3 separate regions of the Homo sapiens genome follow, and all the other regions are linked to region 3. A link is a contact called in ENCODE Hi-C data. All regions are on one chromosome and are shown on one strand. Each heading gives the region's core, a stretch centred on a gene start or an enhancer-like site at or near the end of the contact. The rest is flanking DNA. Distances are from core to core; before and after follow the strand shown.

What was found. Hi-C counts contacts between places; a loop is a spot of excess contacts on that map. Pooled maps may share reads with other maps.
Region 1: a loop to region 3 is called in a map of ascending aorta, with 13 times the contacts of the local background. The contact joins the promoter of SFR1 here to the promoter of BTRC in region 3. A Hi-C loop is called at or near these places in 2 of 168 maps with a recorded cell type or tissue (ascending aorta and naive thymus-derived CD4-positive, alpha-beta T cell) and 11 of 50 pooled maps.
Region 2: a map of CD14-positive monocyte shows a loop between it and region 3 (8-fold over the local background). The contact joins the promoter of ATP5MK here to the promoter of BTRC in region 3. A Hi-C loop is called at or near these places in 2 of 168 maps with a recorded cell type or tissue (CD14-positive monocyte and CD4-positive, alpha-beta memory T cell) and 10 of 50 pooled maps.

The regions. Positions count from the first base shown.
Region 1 is chr10:104,120,753-104,124,896 of GRCh38, forward strand. It overlaps SFR1 (SWI5 dependent homologous recombination repair protein 1), which reads left to right and starts at 1,419. Exons shown (of 4, transcript NM_001002759.2): 1 at 1,419-1,444; 2 at 2,213-2,334; 3 at 2,962-3,372. The coding sequence starts at 1,432. RefSeq lists enhancers at 1-681, 165-264, 837-1,500, 895-944 and a silencer at 1,185-1,414.
Region 2 is chr10:103,395,051-103,398,866 of GRCh38, forward strand. It overlaps ATP5MK (ATP synthase membrane subunit k), which reads right to left and starts at 1,425. Exons shown (of 5, transcript NM_001206427.2): 1 at 1,359-1,425; 2 at 696-982. PDCD11 (programmed cell death 11) reads left to right here and starts at 1,576. Exons shown (of 36, transcript NM_014976.2): 1 at 1,576-1,680; 2 at 3,366-3,478. The coding sequence starts at 3,377. RefSeq lists enhancers at 688-1,520, 913-1,002, 1,153-1,402, 2,060-2,561, 2,562-3,062.
Region 3 is chr10:101,352,615-101,356,408 of GRCh38, forward strand. It overlaps BTRC (beta-transducin repeat containing E3 ubiquitin protein ligase), which reads left to right and starts at 1,551. Exons shown (of 15, transcript NM_033637.4): 1 at 1,551-1,614. The coding sequence starts at 1,567. RefSeq lists a silencer at 1,595-1,774.

The sequences.
Region 1 (4,144 bases), core at 169-2,668, 2.8 Mb after region 3:
TATGGTGCCAGGATTTGAACCTAGACAATTTGACTGTAACGTGTACGCCCCTAATCATTCCCTTAGGTAGTCCTCAGGTTCTGTAATTATTATACCTGACTGCTTAAGACTCAGGTAACTCCCTTTTGGCCACTTCTAAGCCACTACTGTCAGATGTTATTAATAGTAAAGAGACGATATCAATGTTTAAAATGGCCATTCAATAAGAGGACTGAAAACACTGGCCCCTGGAAATTCCCAACTTCCACGTGACTCAGAAGTTACTCAACTCTTTCACTAAACCCAGTGCTCCACCCAATGTAGCTAACTTTGTCGTCGCGTAGCAACAGAACCTCGCCATACTGGAAGCGGGGCGCGGGGGGGGGATTTTCTCGACTGAGGATGCTGCTGCCCGGTAGCCAGCAAGGGCCCTGTCGGTCTCAAACGTGAATTTTGGACCGACACAATCTCATGTAGTGATTGTTCTGCTTCCTGTGTTGCGCCACAACAAATTTCCTTGGGCTACATTTTCCCTCAGATTTGAGTAAAAGATTTGAGGTCACGCTAAGGAGCCTGCATACTGAGGTACAGAAACGGTTTTTTGTTTACAACAACAACAAAAAACCTCGCGACGGGACCGCCGAGTTTGCGGCAGCCAAAAAAGCTAGCGATGAGCTCAGCTAAAGTGCCGGGACTCTCGGATAGATTTCTAACATGTTTGAAATGTGGACCCCAACGCTGGAACCCAACGCTGTTCTTTTGTGGTCTCTGGAACCACCACGCTGGAATAGGCTGGAACCCAACCAACGCTGTTCTTTTGTGGTCTCTGCCTCTGGGGAGTCCACAAGCTGTAAATCTAACATGCAGCCAGCCGTGCGGCTTCTGGCCGCCCCACGTCTGAGTAAAGCCTTCACTGTGACTAGCAGGGAGAGGAGACTGACTGGAGCCAGAGAATGGAGGCGGCGGGCTGGCGGGGGTGGGGAGAGGCACTTTCAGGCGCACTTCACAGACGCACAAAAACAAGGAAGCCTGAAGGGAAGGCGGTTGAAAATAAGGCAACAGAAGCCGCGAACGGAAGCGCGCCCCCCTCAGGATTGGTTTAACATTCCGAAGCTCAGCCTCGCCCGCCCCGAAGACCTGCTGCGGATCGCGGCCGCGCGCGCGCGCACTCACGCTGCTCTCGGGCGCTGGGCGGGGAGAGCCGCGCGCACCGGTTAATTCTGCCAATCATGCGTCTGGGCCTCCCATCGTGTGGGCCAAGCCCCGCCCCAACCACCCGCTGGCGGAGGCGCGCGCGCAGTCCCACCGCTCTGAGTCGCTGAGTGAAGCGGCGCCTCGCGCGTCAGGCAATCTGGCCAATTGCGCATCTTTTCCGCCTACCGCACGGCCCCGCCCCTGCCACAGGATCGATTTACGGCCGCAGGTGCGCGCGCTTTTTTGCTCTCGCTGGGAATGGCGGAGGGAGGTACCCTGCTGAGGGGAAGGGGGGATCCCTGACACCTGGGCTTCCCCGGGAGTCGGCTGTGGAGTCGAGTTGAGCTCCCTTTCCGGGTCTGGGGAACTCAACCTCACCTTATGCCTGGGGTCTCCGGGGAACTAGTGGGCTTTCTGCAACGGGGGGAAGGAGGGGACGACTCCCGCCCCTAGTTTACCCCTCAAAAGTTAATGCCTTTGTCGGAGGAAGCAATTTCAGTCCACTCTCCTTTTCAGTCCCTGTTGGCCGCTTAAACTAAAAGGCTACAGACGGGCTTAAATGCGTCTCCGCTGTGTTTCTTATGCCTCGGGCCGGCAGGGTAACGGGTTCTAGTCACAGCTTGTAGAGTTCAGGATGGGTGACATTCAGGTCCTATTGTTTTTGAGTCAAGGTTTCGGCTATAGCTTCTTGAATTATGAAGCTGTCATAATAAAGAATTCCTGATTATCTAAAGCTGTTATTCTTCCCTACTTCCAAGGCAGAATTTGAATATATTTTGGTGGATGAAACGAAAACAAGGAGAGTCTTGTGACTATGAGATACTAGCTGGTTGATGTATCATGAAAAACTTAGTGGTCCCTATGTGGGAAGGTAAATGGAAAACTGCAAAAAGAGCAAGAATGAATTACAAAGTGAAATTAGAAGAAATATCTGGCTTACTTGTGGATGCTTTGTACACCAATACAATATATTATTTGATAAAAGTCGACTATAGAGAGGTGTGGTTAATTCGATTATTTTATAATTTTTCTTTTTTAGAGAAAAACCAAGATTTCACTTTCAAGATGGAAAGTCCGTCAGACTCAGCTGTGGTTTTACCTAGCACTCCTCAGGCCTCTGCGAATCCATCATCTCCCTATACAAATAGTTCCCGAAAACAAGTATGAAAATCTTTGTTCTTCCAGTGGATCCATTATGTGTTTCTAAGTATTGTGGCAGTGGTGGTTTAAATTCTACGGAAGGTTGTTAATTAACATAATGTGTAGCATAAATAAGTAGACATTTTATTAAATAATTTTGTTTTTCTTCTAAGGTGACATATATGACACCCACCAGCCCCCTTCCATATTTTCCTCTTGAATGAATTCATTTCAGTTAGTTTCAGATTAGGTTATTACAATACTCCAGATGGAGAAAGTTTGCATCTGTGCAATATTATTATGAAGGTCTTTAGTGGCAGAGTCTAGGTCTTTTCCTTACTCTGTAATTCTGAAGCACCTGGAGTACTATCAGGCATGTGCTTGTTACTGAACAAATGTTCCTTGATTACTGGGATAAACTTCTCAACACTTTTGGAAAGGTGTTGATCTTGCTGAAGTAAAAAGGAAATAAAACAAATGGAGCTTCCAGAAATTAAAGTCATTTTGTGATGCCTTCTTTAGATGTGGAGACAGAAAGCCATCTAGTGGTGTCTAGCATAGAAATGGAAGGACTTTATTTCTGGTGATTTATTGACATTAAGAATGTTTTTCTTGATTCACATTTTTAATGTTTTGTGCTCTTTATAGCCTATGAGTGCAACACTTAGAGAAAGATTAAGGAAAACAAGATTTTCATTTAATTCCTCTTACAATGTGGTGAAACGTCTTAAAGTAGAGAGTGAAGAAAATGATCAGACCTTTTCAGAGAAACCAGCATCTTCCACAGAGGAAAACTGTTTGGAATTTCAAGAAAGTTTTAAACATATAGACAGTGAATTTGAAGAAAATACAAATTTGAAAAATACTTTGAAGAATCTCAATGTCTGTGAATCTCAGTCACTTGATTCTGGATCATGCAGTGCTCTCCAAAATGAGTTTGTGAGTGAGAAGCTTCCTAAACAAAGATTAAACGCTGAAAAAGCCAAATTGGTGAAGCAGGTTCAGGAGAAAGAAGACCTTCTTCGGAGGCTAAAACTAGTCAAAATGTATAGATCAAAGGTGAGAAGAATTTCAGGACCATTGCATAATTTTTATTTTTACATAAATTACAGGAAAGTAATTTCAAAAATAGAATTTTTTTTTTTACCATAATAAGCAATAAGCCAAATATTCAGAAACCTGGCTTCCAACAGCTTTAATTCAACTCCAGATTTAGAGTAGAAAAGGCCCTTAAACACCAGGTAAAACTTTTTAAGAATCTCAGCTCTGATTTAATATGCAGTTAAACTTTTCTCTCTAGTTTCTAGCCCACAGCAATATTAGAAGTATTAAATGTTAGATGCAAGTACAATGGGAACAGAAGTGAAAGCTGACAGTGAATTAGTAAAACTAAAAATGGGCTGTAGAGTACAATAAAAGGTATTTTTAGTAATGATCTTGTGTCTCCCCCAAATAATTAATGTGATTCAGCCATTTTATTTGAGAAAATATATATATATATATATTATATTTTAGATTTCAACCCATATAGGTTGAATTAAATAGAACTTGGGTACTTGGAAGGAGAATAATCTTTATTACCTGGAAAATTCATATATATGCAATAGCTCATTTTCCCTGAATTACGTGGAATAAGTGATGGGATAGTGTATCTCATTTGTTCTCTTGAAATTCTGGAGTTTTTAAAAAATAAAATTTAGGAGTATTGAATGTTGAAAAAATATATTTTATTTATTTATTCATTCTTTTTTTAGAGACATGGTCTCTGTTGCCCAGCCTGGAGGGCAGTGGTGCAGTCATAGCTTATTGCAGCCTTGAACTCCTGGGCTCA
Region 2 (3,816 bases), core at 175-2,674, 2.0 Mb after region 3:
ATCACTCAAGTTAGTCTGGGTCTTAAAGGAGGAGGACTCTTGAGAGGCTCAAATGGAGGGCCAAATGGGGAACGGGATTGTTGCTGGTGAGATAATGGAGTAAGGTCGAAAAATTTGGTTCTGCACTCTTCAGCACGGTGCAGGTTACTTTAGGGCAAAGATAAAGGAACCCTTGTGTTTACAGTGCCCTTTGTAAGACTCCTAGTTGTGATTTAATGTTGTTAAACGGTGGTATGTTTTAATTAAGTTGCTAACTGCCCTTCTTGAGACAAGGTCTCGCTCTGTCGTCCAGGCTGGAGTGCAGTGGCGCGATCTCAGCTCACTGCAATCTCCGCTTCCCGGGGTCAAGCGGTTCTCCTGCCTCAGCCTCCCGAGTAGCTGGAACTACAGGCGCGCGCCACCACGCCCGGCTAATTTTTGTATTGTTGGTAGGGACGGGGTTTCACCATACTACTCAGGCTGGTCTCGAACTCTGGACCTCAGGTGATCTACCCGCCTCGGCCTCCCAAAGTGCTGGGATTACAGGCGTGAGCCACCGCGCCCGGCCACTAACTGCTCTTAAATGTAACTAATCCTTCCGTGCCTCTCTCCACCTGTGAGATGGGCACTTTATTAAAGGTCCAAAGTGACCAGTAGCTCTTGTTACTTTCTCTGTTCCTCGATATTGCTATTTTCCTTTCTAACTTAACACCTACCTGGAATGGTGAGATCACGAGGTAAGGAAGGCAAAGATGAGTGAGAACCACTCAGGTAACAGAAGCAGCCTCTTGCATTCACGGAGTTTACAGCTCTCTGTTCTGGTTACCTCCTAGGAAAGGCCTTCCCACTGATCGTCTATAGACTGAAATCTAACCCTTTTACAGCGGGCCTGGCGAACTGTAGGGGCCGGGCCACATTCACTCGCTTTGAAAAAGGCTGCAGCGCACCTAAAGGAGGCCCGGCTGGCCAGCTTCCTAAAGCACAGCTCGGTGGGAACAAACAGCTATGGACATACAGAAGAAAAGAGGTTAATTCGGCCGGTGATGGGGATCAGAAGCCCTAGTCCTCGTCCAATATTACGTCACTGGGTGACCTCGAGGGACGCTTCGCGGAGGGCCTCATTTTTCTCCACTGGCGAATGCAATCTAAGGGTCTTCGGAAACTGTGGGAGCCCTTGGGCGCACCTATCCGCCTCACCTCGAGGCTTCTCACCCGCTGGCCGCCCCCTTGCGCCCCTCGTTTTTTCTAGCTCCTTTCCCATTCCCCACCGTTTCTCTCCTCCAAAGCTAAGAACTCGAGTTGCTCCTCGGCCAGAAACGGCGGGCGGTCCTGCAACGTGCAGGCGCCAGGTCCAAGCCCGGACTCCCCTCTTCACCCACCTGCCAAAGCCGCAAATTCCGCAGCTGGTGTCCTTCAACGAATGTAACCACCTCTCGGCCCGGCCGGAAGAAGCCACCTCCCCCGCACGCGTTTAGCCGGCCCCCGCGATTCGGCCTAATGCGACGATTGGCTATGGCTCCAAATCCCGCCCTTCCGATTCCTGTCTCTAGGTCACCTCCGCAACACAGCAACGGAAGTAGGGTGTTGAGCCCGCCCACACTTCCGGAAGAATTGCACTGGACTGTGGGTATCCTGGTCTCCGCGTGTGTGAGTACCGCGGCGCGAGGTTAGTGGTAGCTGGGTGCAGACGCCGTGGCGCTGGTGAGTAAAGGCAGAGGCGAAAAAGGAGGAAACCTCATGGCTGTCAGGTCTGTCCCAGGCCTGGTTCCCTGCCAGGCACACGCTAGATGAGTGTGGTTCGGCCACCTTAGCCCCGCTTCGAAGCCGGCTCTGTTGTAGCAGCCCCTGTAACCCCAGGCTTTGTGTTCGGAAAGTAGCCTAAGTATCTTCTGTGCCCCTGGATCGCCTTACTTTTCAGAGCCTCAGTTTCCCCTTGCTTGAAAGGAAATTAAGGGTGAAATTATCAGCAAACTAGACCCCCCAAACTTTCCTGTTTCTATGAATCATATACCCATCCCTGATTCCATATCCTTGGCCCCACCCGGTCATCACTTCTTTAGTCTAAAGCCCTTGTAGAGTCTTATTACCAAGTGTCTGTCAGAACTAACCTCTCCTGTCTTCTGTTTTCACTTATACCCAGTTCTGGTTCTCATGGTTTCTCTGCTGTACTGCATTTGAATCCTTTTTTTTTTTTTTTTTTTCTGTCACTGAGATAACAGGAAACAGTGCATTTGAATCCTTCTACCGAATTTACTTGCCTTCAATACTGTCTCTCTTCATGTCCAATCTATAGCCTGCAGTATATTTTTCTTGCTTACTGTTCTCTCGCTTTCCCTGCTTAAGTCTCTGACTTGCCAAAGCAAACTACCCATATCTAATTCAAGGTCTTCCACAAAAAAGCCCAACTTCTCCTTTAATTTTTTTGAGACAGAGTCTCACTTTGTCTCCCAGGTTGGAGTGCGGCGGCATGATCTCAGCTCACTGCAACCTCCGCCTCCCGGCCTCAAGCAATTCTCACGCTTCAGCCTGCCTAGTAGCTGGGACTAGGCGCAGGCCACCACGCCCGGCTAATTTTTGCGTTTTTGGTAGAGACGGGGTTTCGCCATGTTGACTATGCTGGTCTCGAACTCCTGACCTCAGATGATCCACGCGCCTCGGGCTCCCGAAGTGCTGGCATTACAGGTGTGAGCCATGGTGCCCGGCCTTCTTTAAAATTTAACTTCAATTTTTATGCTTTAATCTCCCAGTGGTCTAGTTGAATAATTCCTCAGAGACAACAGCAAGCCTTTGAGCAGTTGTTTGATAGGGAAATTGCTGGTGTTTATTGAAATAATAGGCTTTTCCCATCCATGTCTTTTCTCACATTCCCTTTCTACCTGTCAAGCTTCTGTTCATCTTTTACCCTTAAGCTAAAAAAGATCTTCTTTATGAAGCTTGCCTCCTTTACTTATCCCTTCCTACATTGCCTTATCCCTTCCTACATCTTTGTGATCATTTATAATCTGATTTGCATTTTAAGTTACTTGCATAATTGTTTTATCTTCCAAAAAGTGTGCATGTTCTTTGAAGGCAGAGGATTATATATTCATCTGTAGAGCTACAGTGTATCTCTGACTTAACTGTAGCTTCTTAGTGAGTATGTGCTACATTGAATCTATAACTTCTTTTTCTGGAAGAAGGTGGGTGGACTTGTGGTTTTGAAGCAGAGACCTTTGGAAAGATGAAGTATGGATTATTCCGGGCCTGACATCTAAACCATCTATGTTGTAGTCCTGAATGTTGTCTAGCATATTGCTGGAACGTTCTGTCTCTTGCCCGTTGATAACACCTTTCTGAAATCTGCTACCAAGACAACATGTCACCATTATCCTTTGCATTGTTTTTAGGAGACCCAAACATGGCAAACCTGGAAGAAAGCTTCCCCCGAGGAGGTACAAGAAAGATCCACAAACCAGAGAAAGCTTTCCAGCAGTCAGTTGAACAAGACAACTTATTTGATGTAAGTAGTATGCTTGTTTGGTGACACTCACTGGAAACTTTTACTGTAGTGTCTTGTGAAAAATGAGCCTTATTTGAGAATGTGTTATTTTTCCAGATTTTTTTTGCATTGAAGTCTACTTCTATAAATTTAACTCATTTAGAGAGGCCATACCACCACAAGGCTGTATCTTTTGAAGCTTGGCATTTAGTATTAAAGTACTGTTATTAGCTGGGCGTAGTGGCTCATGCCTGTAATCCCAGCAGTTTGGGAAGCCGAGGCAGGCGGATCACTTGAGGCTAGGAATTCAAGAGCAGCCTGGCCAACATGGTGAAACCCCGTCTATACTAATACCAAAA
Region 3 (3,794 bases), core at 301-2,800:
TTAAAATGGAGATTTTTTCCTATAAGTCAAAAAGTATTTTCCTAGTTCATTTATTTTATAAATTCAGATATTTTGTACAAGGCTGTCACAATCTAACTCACTTTTTTTTTTTTTTTTTTTTAGACAGAGTCTCGTTCTGTTGCCCAGCCTGGAGTGCAGTAGCGTGATCTCGGCTCACTGCAACTTCCGCCTCCCGGGTTCAAGCAATTCTCATGCCTCAGCCTGCCGAGTAGCTTGAATTACAGGCGCGTGCCACCAGGCCCGACTAATTTTTGTATTTTTAGTAGAGACGGGGGTTTCTCCATGTTGGCCAGGCTCGTCTCGAACTCCTGACCTCAGGTGATCCACCCGCCTTAGCCTCCCACAGTGCTGGGATTACAAGCGTCAGTCACCGCGCCTGGCCCTAAATCACTTTTGTTGTTGTTGTTGTTGTTATACTGTTCTTTTTCATTGCTAAGTAATATTCCACTGTGCTACATATGGAATATGCTACAATTTGTTCATACAACCACCTGCTGAGGGGCATTTGGGTGTGTGTCAGTTTTTTAGGCTGTATAACCAATTATCACAAACATAGCAGCTTAAAACAACCTAAATCACTTTTAACCAAACCCTAGAGTTTTCTCCTCCTAAGGTAGACCCAATTTCCAAAATAAACCCATATTGTACCTTTTCAGGCCAAAGAAAATATTTATATGCTTTATTTGCTGGAGGCCATTATATTCCACCGTTGAAGGACTTTTGTTAAGTACCTGTTTGACCCTTAGTGCAGGGCTTACATCCCACAGTTAGCAATAGCAAGTTATGTGCTTTTTGAGCTCTAAACACTGAGAATTTCTTGAACCGAGTTCTATTCGGCCCTGACTTGCTGTGGGGGAGAAAAGATTCCTCGGGAGAAGTGTGGGTGGCGATGGCTTAGGAGGACCTTGAAATTCCGCATTTGTCTGTGAGCTGCTGCCAGGTGCCCATTGGCCCAGCTACTCTGGGTCGCAAACCTGCAGATGCCAGATACATGAAATTTGGGGACGTTCAGCTTCCTAAAACCACAGTTAGGCAGGTCCTAGGACCCGTGATTCTTGCCACAGTTTTTCTTAGTATTTGGGCTACAAGTGAGGCATTGGCCGCCATCTTGATATCAAATGCCAGGCAAGCCGCTACTGGCGTCGCTCGGTAACCACGGAGACACCCGTGCCCCTCCCGTTTCTCATCCTTAGAGGCTGTAAACTACAATTCCCATCAGCCGATTTCCTCTGCGTAATGGCAACTTATCTAAATCTGGCTTGTGGGCAACCGCAACGCTGCCGCAGTGAACTGTGGGAGTTGCGGTTCACGGCGTAGCCTCAGTTTTTTTCCTGGGGGAAGTTCCAGAACTACAAATCCCGTGAGCCAGTGGGCTTTCGCCTGCGCACGGAGAAGCCGATTCTCCTTGGCCCCTCAGCCTGCGCCTGAGAGGTAAGAGAGGGCGGGGGGAAGGAAGAGGAGGCGGGATCCGGGCGCTGCGTTGGCTGCGGCCTGGCACCAAAGGGGCGGCCCCGGCGGAGAGCGGACCCAGTGGCCTCGGCGATTATGGACCCGGCCGAGGCGGTGCTGCAAGAGAAGGCACTCAAGTTTATGGTGAGGAGACGGTGGAGGCCGGGGAACGGTGGAGGCGCTGGCGTTGGCGGCGTCGCTGGCCTGGGCCGCCCGCCCACTGCGGGACCGGGCAGCGGGACCCTGGGCCGAGGCTGGCGGCGGAGCGGCTGGAGGGATGGGATGGGAGCTCCAGAAAGGAGGCTGGGGGTTGCGGAGCGGACCCAGGGGTGGGGGCAGCGGCTCCGCCATCTTGTGGATGAGAGGCCAAGTGACAGCGGGAGCTTAATCGAGGAGGGGGCTCCAGGCGGCGCGCGGGGCCCTGGAGGGAAAGGGGCGTGGGGACTGTTACTGAAAAGCGGAGGAAGCTCTCTGGAGAAACGCCGTGAGGCCGCTGGCGGGGCCTTCCTGGTGTCAGGGTTACCGGTAAGGCCCGGGAGAGGAGGTGCATTCACGACTGGGGAAGGGAGCGCGGGATAGAGTGAAGACAGATACGGTGGGTAGAGGGGAACGGGCAGGGCTGGATGCAGATGGATTTAAGGGTGGAGGAGGGAACGCTAGGGCTGGTGAGAGGCTTATAGTTTTGTAGAATGAGGAGGGAGGATAGCCTTTGCCTTGAGGGTGGAATCCCAGCTTGGCCAAACTACTGTTGACAAACTCTGGAAGGGAAGAGGCCTCACTAAAGAAGATAAGGACTGGGAATGAGGACCTAGGGCTATAATGACAGTCCCTGGGAGGGGAAAAGGGTGTTGACTGTAAGCTAGAATTACAAATGTCAGGGAGGGGTACATAACGCTACTTTGAAAGGAGAAGCTAAATACTGTAATAAGGACAAGGTGATGAAAAGTAAGAGCAGATTGTCAGGGAAACATGGGTACAGGAGATTGGGGCAAAATGAGTATCTAATAGGGTAAGCAAAACAAAATTTAAAGGTAAATTGTGGGACGGTAAAATGTGGAGGCCAGGTGCTTTGTATCATTTTCTGGGAAAGGAAAGGCCGTGGAGATGAGAGTTGCAAAGACCCATAAGAAGTGATGAGATCAGTTGAGAAATTTAGGAGATAAAAAGGGTGGAGGTTGGTAGAGGGAAGTAAGTCAGGGATAAGTCAGGATTTGTGGTTACCCGTCAGTTTTAGGTTGAAGCACAGTGTGAGCAAAGATTGGATTTTGTGGGTGTGCTTAAACCCCTTGGAACATATTTCTTTAACTTTGTATCACGCTTTTCTTTTTGCTGTGCTTATCTTTGGCAAACTCGTATAGTCTGATATTTGATGCTTTTAATCTGATGCTTTTTGTATTTCCTAGGTGTAAAACCAGACTTTGTGGTTACAACTAAAGAATGATGGAATGCATAGATTTTAAGCTTAACAGGTGGCCTTAGGGACATTGATATTATTTGCAGTCCAGTCTTGCTTTTTCAGAAGTTATTGTGACTTGTCACTCCAAATCTTACTCCTTTGCTTAAAAAAATAGCTATTTTGTATCTTTGCCTAAAATACCGTAACAAATCCAGATAAACATGGATACTAACAAAATTGAATTTTAGACTTTAAACTGCCCCATTTATAAGAATACTTTTTTGGAATCTAGTCAAATTCACTAAAACTTTATCTTGCATTAGTGTTTTCGAAAACACCTAATTAAAATTCAGGGGTATCATTAACAAAATTTCATTGAGCCTGAAGAAGGTTCTTGGATTTCTGCCCAACATTAAAATTCTAAATATGAAGAAGAGACCTTGAACTTTTACTGGACTTTAGAAGTAAGTGAAAGTTACTACACTTAAGTTAGAAAACTGTTACTGCTTATTTTTGTTTTCCTACTTAGAGGGTTGACTCCTTTTTTTCTTCTTTTGAGATGGAGTCTTGCTTTGTCGCCCAGGCTGGAGTGCAGTGGTGCAGCCTCCGCCTCCTGGGTTCAAGCGATTCTCCTGCCTCAGCCTCCCGAGTAGCTAGAACTACAGGTGTGGGCCACCACGCCCATCTAATTTTTTATTTTTAGTAGAGTCGGGGTTTCACTATGTTGGCCAGGATGGTCTCATCTCCTGACCTCGTGATCCGCCCACCTTGGCCTCCCAAAGTGCTGGGATTTCAGGTGTGAGCCACAGCGCCCAGCAGAGGGTTGACTCTTAATCCTAATCCTGACATTTGTGTCAGATTTATGGAATAATGTGATTTACAGATCATAAAGAGACATTATGAGATCATCCTTTTTACTCTCAGTTAG